Regions from separate parts of the Homo sapiens genome. Here region 1 is linked to region 2. Evidence: read pairs that join two places in POLR2A ChIA-PET (ENCODE). Cell type or tissue: PC-3. All regions are shown on one strand. Each heading gives the region's core, and the rest is flanking DNA. Links, peaks and the distances in the headings are about the cores only. Region 1 overlaps NRF1 (nuclear respiratory factor 1). Region 2 overlaps SMKR1 (small lysine rich protein 1).

Evidence for each region. ChIA-PET counts read pairs that join two places held together with the same protein. Peaks named below come from ENCODE experiments on the same cell type or tissue, not always from the same donor. Only the 100,000 strongest peaks of a DNase experiment are listed, where the experiment ranks them.
Region 1: POLR2A ChIA-PET joins it to region 2 with 6 read pairs; 2 of 35 experiments call an interaction of 5 or more read pairs at or near these places.

What each region holds. Positions count from the first base shown.
Region 1 is chr7:129,736,633-129,742,010 of GRCh38, forward strand. The region is part of intron 10 of NRF1 (nuclear respiratory factor 1); the gene reads left to right. Among named protein-coding and RNA genes, the nearest start is that of MIR182, 31 kb to the right of the region's middle. In PC-3, for the core only: no CTCF peak of the experiment used is centred there; a DNase peak (open chromatin) is centred at 3,079; H3K27ac peaks cover 1,641 bases.
Region 2 is chr7:129,512,347-129,517,679 of GRCh38, forward strand. It overlaps SMKR1 (small lysine rich protein 1), which reads left to right. Exons shown (of 2, transcript NM_001195243.2): 2 at 1-572. The coding sequence ends at 95. Among named protein-coding and RNA genes, the nearest start is that of SMKR1, 12 kb to the left of the region's middle. In PC-3, for the core only: no CTCF peak of the experiment used is centred there; no DNase peak of the experiment used is centred there.

The sequences.
Region 1 (5,378 bases), core at 326-5,325, 220 kb after region 2:
TTTTTTTTTTTCTTTGCCTCCGCTAGCAGCAGGGAGGGTATTAGCTTTGATTGAATGTGTAACTAGACCAGAGGCATTCCCACCCCCACCCCCACCCCTGTTCATCTCCAGCCCACAAAAAAAGGTTAAGAACCTCTGCTACAGAAGGTGGTGGTGAGGATCATTTAACTTTGTAGATACCTGGTATAGCACTGAGAGTAAAAGGAGGAGCAATGGAGAGGGGAGGTCCCGCAGAGCTGGAGACCCTAAAAGCTGAACCTCTAACAAGCTCTGTAATCTTAGGCAAGCAAATTAACCTCTCTAAGCCTTAACTGTAAAAATTAGGATAATGATAGTTCTGTACTCAGAAGGAAGTTGTGAGCATTAAACAAGATGATTCCTGTCAAGTTCTTAGCATAGTGCCTGGCACAGGGATGCATCATAAATATAAAATTCTTTAGCTGTCAGCATCAATTTCTTCTCCATCATTCCTCACATATGTTGGAGTGCACAGTACTATGTAGACGCTGCTTTCCTGTCTTTAAGACGGATCCGAATGCTTGCCTTTCGCAGATGAAGATGTATGTTGCAGAGGTGGATGCTGTAAAAATGGGACTAGATTAGAAGCCCTTTCTGTAACCTTGACTGAAGAAAATACAAGGTGACATTGTTTAAAGGCTCTATCACTTGCCTTTGTCTAGGGCTGCTGTTCTCTTCTGCACATAGTTTGCGGTCATGAGTGTGGCCTTTTTACTCCTAAAATGGCACAATGTGTCTTCAAATCTCAACAGATGCATTGTATTTCAACTCTATCATGAAAGGTAGCTTTTGCCATTTTTTCCTTTTTGTCACCACCATCATCCATTTTTACTTACTGCATGTCCCACTGTTCCAACTCTTTAAAAATGAGAGGGATGATGCCAATCCTCCACATGTTAGACTGTAAAACACATCTCCTTCCACCTTTTTCTGTGTTCCTTGTTCCCTGGACACATCAGTATATGGGCTTGTTCTCACAAGAGTCCACTGAGATGTAAATGTTAATTTAGGAACTGTATTATTGTTTCTCCCCAAAAAGGTTGCTGATGTGCTATTCCAGTGTGTACTAAATCACTTTTTGCCTCATTATTTTAAAGTTTAAATAAATGAATGTATTAAATAGTCTTAGTGTAAGAGTGCGTTTTCAGTCACCATAAGCATAATAGCCTTAAAAGTGCTGTTGTGTTCTATGACACTGTGATACTATTTGTAGCTTTTATCCAAAGATGGTAAGCTCAGTGCCTCAGGACTTGAAGCAGGCAGCCCCTAAGCAACTGTTTTTTGTGTGAGCTGTGAGTCCCAGGATACAAGCCTCTCATCTTCAAGGTCCCCAAAGAGCAGCACAGCTGGTAGCTGTGGATTTTTAGGCTGCCCTCCTGTAAGGTAAATGGTCTTTTCCACCCACTCCCTTGTTGATAGAGTGCCTTGAGAGAAAATGAAGACACTAGAGTGCTGGTCTCAGACTGCGCTGAGGCATCGCCTGTTCTGTAAGAAAAAGCAAATGAAGATTCATGTGTATTACAACTGTTTCTCCTTTGGAATCACAGGCCTTTTTTAAATAGAGGGGGAGGAGGGGATAGTCCTAGACCTGAAAAGATTCCTTCTTGTAATATAAGGAGAGCTGTGAGCTGTGGATCAAAATGAAGAGGAGTGAGGGGAGTATGCAGCGTTGCCTGTGGCTCCAGCTGAGCTGGGAGCCGGCGGCTTTTCCTGGGAACTGTATGTGGTGCAGCACCTTGGGACAGCAGTGTCTCTTAGTGTCTTCCACACGCCCCCCTGGGAAATAGGCTTTCTTTGCAGACAGGGACTTTCCCATTTAAGTCAGCTAACTTTTCTCTAAGATGAATCGTTTTCATTCTGGGAAGCATGTTGGTAGATGTCATACCAGGAAAATAACCATTTCAGTCGGCTGTAATTTTGCCTTTTGGCTATACACATTGAGCATAATTATTTAGGGTCTTCATCTTTTTCCTTTCATTGTCCATTCTTTCATTTTGTTTTTTTACTACTGCTACAACCACCACCACTGCCACCATCATCTTCTTGCAAATGGCTAAGCAGTGTCTGCATTATTCTACCTTCACCCAGTAAACTGAGTAGAATAGATCTTCTGAGCCCTGTTCAGAAGCAGCTAAAACCGGGACTTGCCCAGGATCTGTCAGCTCTTAAATAGTAAGACTGGAAATCATACCAGATCTCCAGTACTCTTTCTACTGCCCAATGAAACTCCCTTCTTCCCCTTCACTCCCTCTTGCCAGCTTAGCCTACCTAGGAAGTAAAGAAGGCATAATACAAATGAAAATCATGGCCTTTATTATTCATCTGGTTATGCTAGTACTTGGTGTGGTGACTCCTTTGCAGGATTATTTTAAAGAATGGTGGCAGCTATGTTTTACTCACTTTAGAAGTCAAAGACTCACGGTAAATCTTAGCAGAGGCAAATAAAAACATGATACCAAAACCTAACATCTAAATCTGTACTGTCCAGTATGATAGCTGTTAGCTACATGTGGCTATTTGAATTTAAATGCAAGTTGATTAAAATGAAATAAAATGTAAAAGGTAGTTATTAGTCACAATCATATTTCAAGTGCTGAATAGCCACATACGCCCTGAGATACTGAATTTTTAATTTAATTATAATTTATTCACATTTAAATGTAAACAGGCACATGTACCTAGTAGCCACTTTAATGGACTGTGTAGATACAGAACATGTCTATCACTGAAGACAGTTCTATTGGGTGGTGCTGATCTAAGGGCTATATCAATAACACTGTGGTCTCCTGGCAAGTTGTACCCTCTCTGTACAGGGGAGGACAACACAAATACTTCATGAGCTTTGTCTTCCAGTGACCTTCTCAGCTCATAAACAGCATGGCTTTGCTTTTAAAAAAAAAAAAAAAATCTACCCATGTGACTGCAGTAATCCGCAGCCAGTAAACAGCAGGGTGGGAGGGTTGCGAGGAGAACTGATCTATTTTTATGCACTGCAGAGTCCAAGCAGGAAAACCTGAGACCGGAGACAGTGGTGACATCAAGACTCACTTCCTAGTGAGTTTATTCATGACTCAGGCCATGTGCATATTTCCACTTGGATTCCTCACAAGTGCAAGTTTCTCTTCTAGGCTACAGGTATCTGCAGCCAGGTGCTGTAATGGATTTATAGTAGCCCGCCAAAAGATCAAATATCTGAAGCCTGACGGGTCACAAAGCTGACAGGAGCCATGACTATTGCATGAATTCCAGATTTCACAGTGAAACAGAGCTGCTGCTGAAAAATGGGAGCACAGAGCTGTTCACTGGGGCTCTTGATTCTAGACACTCAAAGAGGGGTACAGTTCTCTGCCCCATGTGTGTTTCTCACCCAACCTTTTCATGGTGTTGAGGAGGGGAAGGGACAGCTCAGTGGTGATTCTTCACTTCTCAAACGTGTCCTCCTCCTCTGTCTTCATAATGACCTCCTGAAGTCCAAAGTGCCTTCCAAAATAGCTCTTGGAAAGAGGTGGCAGTTTCCTGACTCCCCAATCTCCCCCATCCTGGGAGATGTGTTGATGGCACTAATTTGCGGGGTAGCAGAGACTATAGTCCTACTCTCTTTACTGGCTGGGGCATTGGAGGCATGCAGTAACTGTTGACTACCACTGCTACAACTGCTGTTATGATTATTACCATTATAATGATTAATCACTCACACCGAATGGGAAGGGAAGTAACCTTCAGAGGTTCACTCTTAGTACTTCTGGCACATATGCTTAGGGCCAGGGCCAGTGAGTCTTCATTCGCAGAGAGGTGGTAGTGAATCTCCCACAAGGATCCCTACTTCGGGAAGCCTGTGTTCCTGGTGGAAGTCCCATCATATCCCTCAGGCATACTGAGATTCTCTTCTCTAGAATTACCAGGCCTTTTCTGTCACTCCTCAGGCATACCCCCCGTAGCTGGAGGGATTTCCAGTTGCCAGGGTTCTTTGGTGCTTTTCTTTGCCTCCTGCAGAGATGCTGAGCTGTGGACACCTTCAGAAAGACCAGCACTGCCTCATGAGAGTATCTCCTGTCCCTCTTTGCGGGTTTAGGTTCCTTGTGTAGTCTGCACATCCAGAGGGGATGTGTCATTCTCTCTCTACCATTATAACCTGGGGTGGCCTCGGGCATTCATCGTTTATATGCCAGGAATTGCTAACCTAAGCTCTGCTATTTGAAGGCTTAAAGACTGCAGATCAAAAGTAGACACAGAGGGCCTTTACAATGAGATGATAGGCCAGTAGCTGTCATTCTTTATTCTTAGTGCTCATCTAAGCCATGACCATGTCCTTCAGATGTAGCTTTTAGATACTTTTCATGTGAAAGACTGGATACCTCTAGTCGACATGTCAGGGCCCCAAAGGAATCAAGTCCCTTTGGCATACCTTCATGTCCTCTTTTTTTTGTTTTTCTGTACTTCAATAGATGCAAATTCATTTACTCTTTGGTCTGCCTGTGTTGGGTATTCTCAGCTTGGGGAAACTCAATGAGCCAGCACACCATCCTATGAACAGAACACCAATCTGAGCCAGGGACATTCCGAGCAGACAACTCAGGTCAGGGCTTCCGGACAGATTCCCAAGGTCCCTGCCATCTGGCAGATGGACACCACTGACTGTGGTCTCCTCTCCATCCACGGTGTCCTCAAGGCCAAGTTACATGCTTCTTTGTCTCATTCTCCTTCCCTTTAGGTCCGCAGATCTTTCGGAGTCTTTGTATGTAAAGGCAGATTTTGGTCTTAGATTATTCCAGCTCCTTATAAACCAAGACTGAATCTTGTGCCTGTCATTGTGAGCGCTATTCTGTAAAGGGATTTTTTTTTCTGGCATACCAAATCCAGAGCCATAATTGGACAAGTTTAATTGGAGTCATTTCTATTCAATACATGGATGGCAAAGTGGGTTTTAATTGAGCATGTAAAAAGGGCATTAATCACTGTTCACACAGGAATCACAATATTAGAACAGGAAAAATTCTTATAAAGTTTTTCAGGTTCTTGGGTAAAGGGGACTTTCCTCTTTTTATTTATGCTTCCATTAGGATTTTGAAGGAATGCCAGTGCACTGTTATTAACTCTAATAGCTTGTCCCTCGCAGCCAGGATGGTTTGGGGCCCTCTGGCTCTCAGGTTACCTGTGTAAATACAGGGATTCACTTGCCAGCACCCAGCTCTGACATTTGCTTAATAAAGAGCAAATGTGCAGAACCCAACAGCAGCAGCAGCCTGGCAGAAGCAGTAATCTGAACAGGATAAACATGCTTCCTCTTTGTGCGATGCTCTTTCTCCATCCTTCTGCCAAGAGCAGGATATCAAATGAAGGGGAGGTTGTGGTTGGAGTCA
Region 2 (5,333 bases), core at 1-5,000:
TCTACTACATCGCCCACAACGTCGCTGACTGCCTGCATCTGCGAGGCTTCCATTGGCCGGGTGCTCCCAAAGGAAAGAAAGGGAGAAGCAAGTGACAGCATTTCACAACACATCTCTGTTACAGACAACAGGACCTGGGGAAGAGAAGTCAGGATAACACAACTGTTGCCAGCAACATAGACTTTACTCCAGACGACTTGAGATGCAAATTAAGTGTGCTTTTCTGTGATGGTGGAAGATCAGGAAATGCACCTTACTTCCTCTGTTATGCCAGATATGGTTAGCCACTTTGGTTTTTTAGGAGCTATAGGATGGGAAAAGCCTGAGTAATTCCTACACAGTGTGCTGAAATTAATAGAACTTTCAGAAATTATTATAATTCTGGGTCAGGATTAAACTTTGCTCTCAGAAGGCAGTTCTAGTTGCATTAATTGTTTTCTTTTGCCAAAGAGCGTTTGTCATTTAGAGAAGACACGGCAAGAAACACTGGGTTTCCTTAGGAACATTCCTCTCTTGGGCACCATTTCCTTTTTTTTTTTTAATGGAAAATAATAAATACTTTGTTTCTATAATTTTCTTCTCAGCAGTCTGACTCTGTTTGATTTGAATTAGCCACAGGCTCCACGGATGCTAAGATGGTCACGAATGCTCTGACCCTGCCAGTCTTGCAAGCAGATGGTGAGAAGTGGCTGACAGTGTGAAATGGCTGGATGCAGGGCAAAGGGGGCAAATCTGCCCATCCCTTTCTTTTTTCTTTTAAGACGGAGTCTCACTCTGTTGCCCAGGCTGGAGTGCAGTGGCGAAATCTCAGTTCACTGCAACCTCTGCCTCCCGGTTTCAAGCGATTCTCCTGCCTCAGGCTCCCAAGTAGCTGGGATTATAGGCGCACGCCACCAGCCCAGGCTAATTTTTTTATTTTTAGTAGAGATGGGGTTTCACCGTGTTGGCCAGGCTGGTCTTAAACTCCTGACCTCAGGTGATCTGCCCGCCTCGGTCTCCCAAAGTGATGGGATTATAGGCGTGAGCCACTGCACCCGCCTCAGTCTCCCAAAGTGCTGGGATTACAGGCATGAGCCACTGCACCTGCCTCAGCCTCCTAAAGTGTTTTATTACAGGTGAAAGCCATCGCACCTGGCCATCCCTCTTTTTTCCATATTTCACCTGACTCTTCTCCCTCCTTCCCTCCACACTCTATTTCGTCCCACCTTCTGCCTACTTTGTTAAAACTTGGCTGGCCCCGAGTTATAGAATTGGTGCCAGGCACTTACTTGCCCTGGGCATTCGGCTGATATTCTAGATCTCCCTAGCCCTGTAAGGAGACGCCTAAGAGGTGAAACTATAGTTCTTTCTCCTCGGCCCAGAGGCCTAAATTCTCCAGATGTGAAAGCCAGCGTTTTGCAAGTGCGGACGCCGTCTTTGACTCCCTGAGCACTCCATCCTTGCCTCCTGCTCTGTCTTCCTGGCTCTTCCTGCCCCTCCTCAGCCCCTGCACCGTTGTCTCCATTCATGGTTCTGAGCCCAAAGCTGACACACTGTAGGCAGCACCTCCGGGGATGTTCTAGTTTGTTGGAATTATAATTATGCTCCAGGTGGCCTTGTGAGGATCGCAAGGATTCATGAGGTTTGCTAAGGGAAGCTGCAACTCAGGACTCAGGATTTCATACACATCAGAGAAAAAAAGGAAGCTCCATGAATCTCTGTGCTAGAGAAGTGGGGTGCCCATGACCCACGTGAGCCTGTTGGGAACAATACTGTTTACCTGCACCATCTGTGCAGTTTCCATAGAAGCCCTTGGCCAGTTGCCAGAGGAGCCCTCACTTGGGTGAATCTGAAGGGAGGTCTCCTCTGCTGTGTTTTCTGGTTTTGGAGACGGGGAGCACCTTCCCACCCTGTTAAGGACTGCTGAACTCACTAACTCCAGTTCAGCAGTTCTCACACTTGAGTGTGCCTCTCGGTCACCTAGAACACTTGGCCAAGTGCAGATTGCTGGGCCCTACCCTCGCAGGAAGGATGGGGCTCAGGGATTTGCGTTTCTGGTACGCTGGCAGGTTATGCTGGTGCTGCCCAGCCACACAGGTAGAGAGCTGCCGCTCCAGTTAATGCTGCCTACCCAGAAGCTAAAAGGCTTAGTGGAATCCGAACCTGTGGGATGTGTAATGTCCTTTCCTGCCTCACCTGGGTTCAGGAGCGTGTATTTGAGTAGCTGGTTATTGGAAGTTTGGGGAGAAGGCAGCTGCAAAGCTTCCTTTTGATCCCTGACTGCCCGCACCTGCAAGGCTTCCATTGGCCGGGTGCTCCCAAGGGAAAGGGAGAAGCAAGTGACAGCATTTCACAACACGTCTCTGTTACAGAGAACAGGGCTTGGGGAAGAAAAGTCAGGATAACACAGCTATTGCCAGCAGCACAGACTTTACTCCAGACGACTTGAAATGCTGCTCATCTGTAGCACAGATACAGGCATTTACAGGCTAACAAGGTCTGAAAGTGGTCATGCTCTTTTCTTTTGAGATGATGAAATGATGAGCCAGGACTGTGAGTGCTGGGATGGGGGAAGCACTGGTCTGATTGGCCGGGGCACCGTGACTCAAGGCTCACCCCAGTTTAGCAGACTGCCTGAGGCTGTCTCAGTATTGTGCTCACTGGACCCCTGGGGTTCTGAGAGAAGCCATAAGAAATTTTGGGTTCTAATAGCCATGCTCTAGTGTTACCACATATACATAAAGTCATAAACATTACACACACGCTATATAAAGGTTATGATGCATTTTACTTTTTGAGAATTTTTTTTTTATTTTGGTGAAACGCTAAAAACTTTTTTCAACAAAAGCTATTTCAATACATTAATTGAGCATCTACTGTGCTTGGCACAAAGACAGCAAGACAGAATCCCTACTGATAAGATTTGGCTGTGTCCCCGGCCAAATCTCATATTGAATTGTAGCTCCTGTAATTTCCACGTGTTGTGGGAGGGTTTTGTGGGAGATAATTGAATCACGGCGGCAGTTTTCCCCATACTGTTCTCATGGTAGTGAATAAGTCTCACGAGATCTGATGGTTTTATAAGGGGTTTCCCCTTTCACTTGGCTCTCATTCTGTTTTGTCTGCTGCTGTGGCCGTGGGAGATGTGCCTTTCACCTTCCACTGTGATTGTGAGGCCTCCCCAGCCACGTGGAACTGTGAGTCTGTTAAACCTCTTTTTCTTTATAAGTTACCTAGTCTTGGGTGTGTCTTTATCAGCAGCATGAGAACAGACAAATACACTTACCCTCAAGGAGCTTCCAGTCTGGTCAAGAAGGCTACTACCCAGATTAACAGAGGGCAACTAAGTTTCTATTTCAACTTTGATAAAGTACATTCATGATGCAATTTATGAAGGTGATTAAGAGGAGGGTGGGATTAAGACCTCTGGAGGACATCCGGAGGATATCTGATGATAAAATATATACTTGAACCCTGCTGTTTTTACTTCCCCTAAACTCAAATTGGCAAGAATCCTGATTCTTGCTGCTTTTAAAGATTCAAAGAGGAGCTTGTGAAAGGCACAGTGTATTAGGTCATTTTGCATTGCTATAAAGAAATACCTGAGGTTGGCCGGGAGCGGTGGCTCACGCCTGTAATCCCAGCACTTTGGGAGGCCAAGGCGGGCGGGTCACAAGGTCAGGAGGTAGAGACCATCCTGGCTAACATGGTGAAACCCCGTCTCTACTAAAAATACAAAAATTAGCCGGGCGTGGTGGTGGGCGCCTGTAATCCCAGCTACTTGGGAGGCTGAGGCAGGAGAATGGCGTGAACCTGGGAGGCAGAGCATGCAGTGAGCCAAGATGGCGCCACTGCACTCCAGCCTTGGTGACAGAGCGAGAGTCTATCTCAAAAAAAAAAAAAAAAAAAGAAATACCTGAGGCCAAGGCAGGCGGATCACTTGAAGCCAGGAGTTTGAGACCAGCCTGGCCAACTTGGTGAAACCCCATCTCTACCAAAAATACAAAAATTAGCCAGGCATGGTGGTGTGTGTCTGTAGTCCCAGCTACTCAAGAGGCTGAGTCAGGAGAATCGCTTGAACCAGGGAGGGAGAGGTTGCAGTGAGATGAGATCGCACCACTGCACTCCAGCCTGGGCAACAGAGTAAGACTCTGTCTCAAAAACAAAACAAAACAAAAAACAACCTGAGCCTGGGTAATTGATAAAGAAAAGAGGTTTAATTGGCTCACAGTTCTGCAGGCTGTACAAGCATGACACCAGCATCTGCTGGGCTTCTGGGGAGGCCTTCAGGAGCTTTTACTTTTGGCAAAAGGGTGCAGGCACACCACATGCCTAGAGCAGGAGCAAAAGAGAGAGGAGTGTGGGGAGGTGCCACATACTTTTTTTTTTTTTTTTTTTTTTGAGAGGAAGTCTCGCTCTGTCGCCCAGGCTGGAGTGCAGTGGCGCCATCTCGGCTCACTGCAAGCTCTGCCTCCCGGGTTCACGCCATTCTCCTGCCTCAGCCTCCCGAGTAGCTGGGACTACAGGCGCCCGCCACCACGCCCGGCTAATGTTTTTGCATTTTTAGTAGAGACGGGGTTTCACCGTGTTAGCCAGGATGGTCTCGATCTCCTGACCTCGTGATCCGCCCACCTCAGCCTCCCAAAGTGCTGCGATTACAGGCGTGAGCCACCGCGCCCAGCCAGTGCCACATACTTTTAAACAACTAGATCTGGAAAGAACTCACTATCTCGAGAACAGCACCAATCCATGCAGGATCCATCCCCATGACCCAAACACCTCCACCAGGCCGCACCTCCAACACTGGGGATTACAATTCCACATGAGATTTGGGCAGGGACAAATATAAGCAGTGATAGGTACGTCCACATACAGGTCATGAGGGCTACCTGGAGGAGGCAACAGCTGAAGTGAAGGCCTTGCTGTGAAGCTATGGGGGCTTTTTATGAGGAAGGCTCTATGCAAGGGTGAGGATGGATATGGGGCTTGATGGTTAGAAAGTGGGAGAGAAGGGAACGGTGACTGCAGGAATAGAAAAAATGTCCACAGAGGAGGAAGGAGGACATGGCAGTCACATGTGGATGGGGAATTTTCCATTACAAATCTGATGATAGAATCCAAAGAGACAGTGACAAGTGTCAGCGAGGGTGGGAAAAATTGCAACCCTCATGCGTTGCTGGTGGGGATATAAAATGGAGCCGCTGTGGAAGACAGTTTGGCAGCCACTCAGAACTAAGTAGAGTTACCATACAGCTCAGCAATTCTACTCCCAGGTACACGCCCAGAGAACTGAACACACGGTCACACAACATCTTGTACATAAGCCAAGCACAGTGGTGCTCGCCTATAGTCCC